2 separate regions of the Homo sapiens genome follow, and region 2 is linked to region 1. A link is a contact called in ENCODE Hi-C or POLR2A ChIA-PET data. All regions are on one chromosome and are shown on one strand. Each heading gives the region's core, a stretch centred on a gene start or an enhancer-like site at or near the end of the contact. The rest is flanking DNA. Distances are from core to core; before and after follow the strand shown. Region 1 overlaps JMJD1C (jumonji domain containing 1C). Region 2 has its middle 110 kb from the start of REEP3.

The links. A loop is a pair of places that touch in the nucleus more often than their neighbours do. ChIA-PET counts read pairs that join two places held with the same protein, here RNA polymerase II (POLR2A). Pooled maps may share reads with other maps.
Region 2: a loop to region 1 is called in a pooled map, with 4 times the contacts of the local background. The contact joins two enhancer-like sites. A Hi-C loop is called at or near these places in 1 of 168 maps with a recorded cell type or tissue (naive thymus-derived CD4-positive, alpha-beta T cell), 2 of 37 single-sample maps with no recorded cell type and 11 of 50 pooled maps. POLR2A ChIA-PET finds 5 or more read pairs at or near these places in 20 of 52 experiments (A549, AG04449, BJ and 16 more).

Annotation. Positions count from the first base shown.
Region 1 is chr10:63,234,933-63,238,866 of GRCh38, reverse strand. All of the region lies in intron 3 of JMJD1C (jumonji domain containing 1C), which reads left to right. Among named protein-coding and RNA genes, the nearest start is that of NRBF2, 100 kb to the right of the region's middle. Within about 2 kb of position 2,291, at least 15 of the 41 ENCODE cell types and tissues checked have a DNase peak (open chromatin) inside an H3K27ac peak, as active enhancers do; they include PC-3 and PC-9, where a contact is called at or near this core.
Region 2 is chr10:63,627,132-63,631,065 of GRCh38, reverse strand. No RefSeq gene overlaps it. Among named protein-coding and RNA genes, the nearest start is that of REEP3, 110 kb to the right of the region's middle. RefSeq lists a silencer at 411-740 and enhancers at 1,211-1,260, 1,271-1,450, 1,841-2,050. Within about 2 kb of position 1,250, at least 41 of the 41 ENCODE cell types and tissues checked have a DNase peak (open chromatin) inside an H3K27ac peak, as active enhancers do; they include PC-3 and PC-9, where a contact is called at or near this core.

The DNA.
Region 1 (3,934 bases), core at 1,042-3,541:
GCACAGTAATTGATACCAGGTGTTCAAAATCTTGTTGAATGAAATATATTCCTAATAAATTTTAGTAATGAGAGCCTCCTAGTCCCACACTTAGACTATTTCAAACATAATTCCAACAAGCTGTCAAATCTAGTTTCCCTTACCATAGCATATGAGAAGCCAACACTTTAAAAAGTGGTGATGGTAGATTGGCAGCTTGACAGCATGAGGTTATGGAAGAACTAAAAAACAGTTACAACTAAAATTTTGTCTTTCTGGAACAATTTGTTATAGAGGTTACAGTTTACATCGATTATAACTGCATCATAATATAAAGATAACCATGAGTATTAATTTAAAGACCTTATGTTCAGTATGTTATTTCATGAAGGAACTCTAAATATTTTTATTCAAAATTAATAGAATTTCAGCAAATTATGTTATATAAACTCCTTTTTTAAAGATAAACTATAATAAGCATTTAATATGCTTCATTCAGTTTATGTTCTCTTCCCTTTTTTAAATTAAATTTTCTAAATACGTTAAACTTTCTAGGAGCAGTAAAAAAAAAATGCTGAAAGGCATCGTAAAGAGTACTATGGATAATACCTTCCTTAAAAATTCTAGGTGGCTAATGTGCTTTTCTATTATGATACATTGGAATTTTAGTTATAGCTTCCTTCCTTTTTTTCTTTTTTTTTTTTTTTGAGATGGAGTCTCACACTGTCACCCAGGCTGGAGTGCAGTGGCACAATCTTGGCTTGCTGCAACCTCCACCTCCCAGGTTCAAGCGATTCTCATGCCTCAGCCTCCCAAGTAGCTGGGATTACAGGCACCTGCCTCCATACCCGGCTTTTTTTTTTTTTTTTTTTTTTTTTTTTAGTAGAGACGGGGTTTCACTGTGTTGGCCAGGCTGGTCTCTAAGTTTTGACCTTGTGATCTGCTCACCTTGGTCTCCCAAAGTGCTAGGATTACAGGCATGAGCCACTGTGCCTGGCCGCCTTTTTTTCTTTTTGTGTAATTTAACACATTTCTTATGTACAGGTTGAGTATCCCTAATCCAAAAATCTAAAATCTGAAAAACCCCAGAATCTGAAACACTCAAAGGAAGTGCTCATTGGAGCATTTTGGATTTCAGATTTTCTAATTATGTGTGCTCAACTACTAAGCGTAATGCAAATGTTACAGAATTTTTAAAAATCTGAAATCTGAAACACTTCTGACTCCAAGCATTTTGGATACAACCTGTATTTGTAATTGCTCTACAAAGACCTCAGTGAAGGAAGTGGATGGACTCAAATAGGTGTCATAAAAGACTAAGTCACTGGGCAAGTCTAGCAAGTCTTGCTGATCATTCCAATTTGTACTGGATTGTATTCGTTCTTTCTGAGAAAATAGAAGTATGGTACTATAGTTCATTTATAGATTCATCATTTCCATAGCACTATATGCTAAAAGTGAAAATCAGCCCAAAAAACTTCGATGTGGTATTAATTTGGAAGTTACATTCATTGCACTGTATATTAAAAAAAAATTTTTAGTGAGTGTTTGGCGAGGCACAGTGGCTCACGCCTGTAATCCCAGCTCTTTGGGAGGCCAAGGCGGGCAGATCACCGGAGGTCAGGAGTTTGAGGCCAGCCTGGGCAACATGGTGAAACCCTGTCTCTACTAAAAATACAGAAATTAGCTGGGCATGGTGGCAGGCACCTGTAATCCCAGCTACTCGGGAGGCTGAGGCAGGAGAATCACTTGAACCTGGGAAGCGGAGGTTGCAGTGGGCCGAGATTGCGCCATTGCACTCCAGCCTGGGGGACAAGAGCAAGATGTCTTAAAAAAACAAAACAAAACAAAACAAAAACAGTGTTTGTTCTGTATGAATCAATCATTGACACGATGTATATGTATACTATTTCAATATTAGTTGTTTTTAAATATATATTTAGAGACAGGGTCTCTCTGTTTCCCAGGCTGGTCTTGAACACCTGGCCTCAAATGATCTTCCTGCCTCAGCTTCTCAAAGTGCTGGTATTACAGGCATGAGCCACCATGCCCAGCCTCAGTATTAGTTTGTGCACAGGAATTTTCAGTAGAATACTTTATACAAGTATATAATTTTACTTCTTTTTTGTTGTTGACCTCCCTCCCCAGCTTCCCAGGAATTTTTTACTTCTTAAAGCTTGGGTTGTGCTGGAGGAATATTTTCAGTTACTACTTTGGAAAATATTAAACAGTTCCCAGGCCTTCCTGAGTTTGTTTCAGTTTAAGTTTGAGGAAGCTGCAGTTAGTAAATTGTGGTTGGCAGATGCTGTAAGCAGGTGACTCAGTAGGTTAAACTCATGATGACTCAACTGTGTAAAAGTCATGCCAATAAATAGCTTGAAAGAAAAACTGCCTTCCAGACTTTTGAACTGCCATAAAAAGTTCAAAACTATTATTAAAAGTATCACAAAGAATATTAACATGTGGCTTTAGAAGAAAACACATTTTTCTTCAAGTGGTTTTATAATGTTTTCTTAATTTATCTGATTTTTTTACTCTGGTTATTCTGAGAGGAGCGGACCTTATACCAATGACACTTAGCAAATTGTAGTTAAAATGCAGGAATATTACAGGTCTGGATCAAGTTTATTCAAGGGAATATTGTTATGAAAGATAGGTTTCAGTTGGGTGATCAACCAAGAAACCCTATTAGTAGTTATTTTTAATTAATAAAAAAGCTAGTTAATAGCTGTTAATGTAATATTGCTGTAACCGAATAGATAAAGCAAGATACACAGTTGTTTGTTGTGATTTGATGTAATAGGACATGTATATTAAGATAGTATATCCAATTCCAAAATTACTCTTGAGGATTTTCATAAATTATATAATCTATTTATGATATCCATTTCTAGTCTTGGAATACCATATTCTTCTAACCTGGTTTTAATTTAGCTACGTCATTTTCTGTTTTTAAAAATAACAATAAAATGATTGGATAAATTGGGTCATCTTCCTTTTTATGTGACCATATTCCTAATAATGTAGGTAAGTTATTGAAAACCTAGCAGAGAGCATGCAAAATTTTGATTATGCAAGCGCATGGATGGGGAAAAGGGTATGTGGGAAGTGCTTTGACATTAGACAGACCTTTGCTGATTTGCCTTCTAGCTGTGTGATTTTGGAGAAATTACCTAATAATATCAAAATAGCAGAGGTATTGTTAGGATTAAATGAGGTTAATCTTTGTGAAAGTGCTTCTCTTGTGACAATTTAAAAAATCTTTTAATTTACAGTGGCAAGTAAATATGCTTAACTGTTAAATAGATAAATAATCTTTCTGAATAATAGGGAATTGACTGAATTTTGGTTTTGTGTTCATGCTGATTTTCTTTCTTTCTTTCTTTTTTTGAGACCAAGTTTTGTTCTTGCTGCCCAGGCTGGAGTGCAATGGCACAACCTCGGCTCACTGCAACCTCTGCCTCGCGGGTTCAAGCAGTTCTCCTGCCTCATCCTCCCTGATAGCTGGGATTACAGGCGCTTGCCACCACACCCAGCTAATTTTTTGTATTTTTAGGAGCGATGGGGTTTCACTGTGTTGGCCAGGCTGGTCTCGAACTCGTGACCTCAGGCGATCCACCTGCCTCAGCCTTCCAAAGTGCTGGGATTACAGGCATGAGCCACCGTGCCCGGCTGATTTTCTTAAATTGCTATTTATATTGGCAAAATACTTATAGAATAAGGCATTTAGTCTTCTAGCACAGTATCTGAAACGCTGCATCAAGTTTTTAAAATAAATACAAAATTTATTTTACCTGGTGCTTTCTAAGTTACAAGTCTGTTTCTTAAATGTGTATGTTGTATTACTGTTTTTTTCCTAGAACATTAATCATCAGATACATACTATGTGATATGTTTCTGTATACCACATCTGTTAAGTAAAGAAAATGTATGCCCTCTAGCTAAGTTAAATTTG
Region 2 (3,934 bases), core at 1-2,500, 390 kb before region 1:
TTGGTTAAACAAATCGAATGGAAACGATTTGTTCAAGATGGGAGCATCAAATAGACGCAAGCTCTTCGAAACAGCCCTGATTCCCTGGCAAACGCTGTTGCTTAGCGAAACGTCAAAACCCCTGCGTGCAAACAAACGTCTGAGGGGCGCACCCGCCTTGAGCAAGCTTCTCCCGGCAGCTCGGGCTTTGGAGAACGTCTGGAGGACATTGGTAGCTCCTCCCTCTCCGGTTAAGGACTTGGTAGGGGGAAGAGGGCAGAGGATCCAGGATCTCCGGGTCGGGTCATCTGGGTTGACGCGTCCTGACACCCAGGACGGTGCAGGGGAGCTCCGGGGCGAGTCGCTTCGCGCCAGGAAAGGCCTGCGTCTCAGCGCTGGAACAGAGGGGAGAAGCAGAGGGGAGCCCCGCCCTCGGTCCAGTTCTGGAGCAGTGCGCCCCTCCCCCGCCCCGGAAACGTCCCCGCCGCCCCTCCCTCCACCACCACCTCCCGGGGACCTAGGTTGTAAAATCCCACGCAGTGGGGCGGGCACGGTGACGGGGGTGGGGCGGGTGGCGTAAGGCGCCACCGCCCACTGGCACGGCACCAGCGCCCTCCAGCACCCAACCGCCGCCTCCCTCTCCCCGGCGCGGCTCCAGCCTCCCCCCGCCAGCCCAGCCCCCCCAGCGTGGCTCCAGCCTCACTGCACCCACCCACCCTGCACCGCAACCTCCCAGCACCCTAGCTGCCCGGCCGGCCCAGCTCGGCTCTGGAGGGCGTCCCTCGCATCTGGACTCCCTCTGCCCGAGGGAGGAGCCGCAGCCGCGGTCGCCCCGCCCCTGGCGTTCTTTGACTCCCCCGGCCTCTTGGACATCTGGGTGCGGGGGTTAGTGCATCAGATGTGGCTCCTGGGCCGCCAGATGTGCGCGTTCCCCGCCCGGGGCAGGCGGCCGGCGAGTCTGGGAGGACGCGTGGGAGGGGCTGGGAGTTTTCCCTCCTAGCAGACTTAAAAGCCAGCAGAACCTCCAGCCCCCTGGGCTCCCGGCCTGGGCCTCCTGGGTCTCCGGGACGCACTGCCCAACGGAAAAGTTTTCAGCCCAGTCTGTGCCTCGCCGCCAAGCAGCCCTTGGGGCTTCTCAAAGTGGTAGAGAAAATAGGACAGCTCTACAGGATGCCCCAAAGAAAACCCTCATTTGTCGACCAGGCGACCTTAGTGCTGGCGTGGGACTACAGCTGCGCAGCCAGCAAACCCCAGTTGGGGGAGGGGGAGAAGTGGCAGTAGAGTTCGCATCTGGGGCTTGCTCTAAAGCGCTCTTTGACTGCTTTTGGATTCCATATTTGAAGTTGAGAGTCGTATTCCACCTGGTACAGGCAGTTCAGGGCAGGAGAAAAGCCAAGTGAACTCTGTGACTCAATCCCCTTGGAATGTGCCTGGAATAATAATAGGGACTTGAAAGGGTTTTATGGCCGAGGTGGCTAGTGGAGAGCAGTCTCCTACGCCTTGCAGTTGGCGGTCGGCCGAGGGGGGCAGTATTGCCTTATGCAGAGCTTCTGCGCCTGCAAACGGGACAAAAATAGTCGGAGCATCTGGTTTAAATCAACCAAAAAGCATTTCTATCAGCTTAATCCACCGGCCTACAGAACTGACAGAACAGGACAAGCCAAATATATTCCCGGTACTCTTTTAACACTCCAATAATAGCTAAGCCCAATCACACTTTACCGCTGGGATTTCTGTGTCCTACCATACAACTGTCGTTATTTTATAGATGTTGCAAATTAAACTTCCTTTTCTGGAGTTGTGTGTGGGCATGTGCTTAAGCAGTTACATTTGCAAGCAACGCTCGACTACGCTGCCCTTTTCGTTTTCCTTTTTCTTTCTCTCTTTTGGTATGAGGTCTTAGAATAGTCAAAAGTATCTAAGGCCAACATATGGGTTGCTTACACCACTAAATATATAGCTGCATTTCCCTCTCTTAACGCCCTAATCAGGATTCCAAAGGCAAGTTGGAACAAAAGAAAAAACGTGTCTGAGTGTAAAGGGAGAATTTGTGCCAAGAATTACAGTCGCAGGGTAAATAACCTTGTTTTCTCCTTCATCAGTGGCCGCTACCAAGTCCCGTTCTTGGAAAGTGGCCAACAGTCTGTCTGGTGGAGGGTGCTGCTAATTAGAGAGAGCCCATAAACCTCTCTGTCAAAGAGGGCATGTGACCTTCTCTTCAAGTCTGAACAATAAAGCCGGCGAACTGCAGACTGCACTCAACACTGGCTGCCCCGCGGATTCCCTAAATAGGAACAGGATGAAGGCCAGGCTCAAGAGGTTACCATAGCTCTGCTCCCACACTTTGAGGAATCGGTCACTCCACTTCCCCATATAACTTGTTTCAATTACTCTCTACAATCTATTTAGAGGAGAGCAGCTTGCAGAGAGCACTCATTGTCTAATCTAAATGAGGAAGCAATTATTACTTGCTGCAGTCTAATGTGCTTTGAGACTGGTGGGTCAAAGAGCAACCTGATTTCTTGTAACGTGTCTTTGCACTTTGGAAGATACACCTTTTTAATGACATTTATTTACTCCTGCTTTTAGGACACATTTTTCTTTCTATTAAGATTACAAAATTAAGGTGTTTTTCCCCTTCTCAGTCTTCAATGTCCTTTTTAATTTTAGAATTTAAGCTATTGTAAACACCCCAAGTACTTTTGCATATTGTTTAATGTTAAATATTATTTTTTTTAGTGCTTTCTTATAGGCATGTTCTCTGATTATAGCAAAATAGAGTTCTCTAAGTCTTCCCTTCTTTGTTTAATTTACCTCCCTGGGAGCCCCCTTGCTAGCTTTAATTTTATACAACATGTTGTAAACTATAAATAATACAGCTCCACTTTCCTAGAACATATGGAAACTGTCGCCTGCTATATATCCTAACTGTACTTGCTTTCAGCTTAAAGACTGAATAAAGTTAATCTCCTGTGTAAAAAGGCATTTAGCCTTTTGTGTGTGTGTGTGTGCATTTTATTAGTTAAAACCCAGTATGGAACAGCACATGAAATTCTTGTTGTGAACAGAGCACATAAAAGGGTTTACAAGGTGTGGTTTGAAGAGAGGAAGCCGTGGAACAAATGTTGGTGGAAAGGAGAGGAAGGAAGGAAAGCACTTCCTGAGAGGATACTCCTCCTGTTTCAGCTGCATCCTCTCTTCAGATTCTTCCTGTTTGTCTTAGTCCATAACTGATAGTAAATTATTTGTCTTCATTTTTTTCTATTCACTTTAAAAGCATCCTTTCTCTCTGTACTAAAGCTACTCTTGAAACCAAATCCATTAACTTCCAATGACTTAACAACTTTACTTCATTTAACATTCTGATAATCTGAAACTTTTGTATTATATAATACATGTATGGAAGGAATCATTTCCATGTTAACTTTCCAAGTATTCTGTGATCTCTAAGACAACCAACTGTGACGTAATTAACAACAGAGTCCGAAGTCACAAACATTGCGGTTGCTTGGGTCGTAGGTTGGTCACTGTTTTTTGTTTTTGTTTTTGAGACAGCATCTCACTGTGTCACCTAGGCTGAAGTGTGGTGGTGCAATCACAGCTCATTGTAGCCTCAATTTCCCGGGCTCAAGCGATCCTCTTGCCTCAGCCCCGCAAATAGCTGGGACTACAGGTGTGCGCCAGCCACCACGTCCAGCTAATTTTTGTATTTTTTATAGAGATGGGGTTTTGCCATGTTGCCCAGGCTGGTCTCCAACTGTGCTCAAGTGATCCGCCCGCCTCACCCTCCCAAAGTGTTGGGATTACAGGCATGAGCCACTGCACCCGGTCACAGGTTGGTCACTAGTGAGTCTCTGCGTATTTGTAAAATCGGGATGATGCCTCTTCGCAAAGTGTGAAAACAAACATATACTACTGTTGGTTATCACAACTGAATGTAAGGGGCATCACAAGC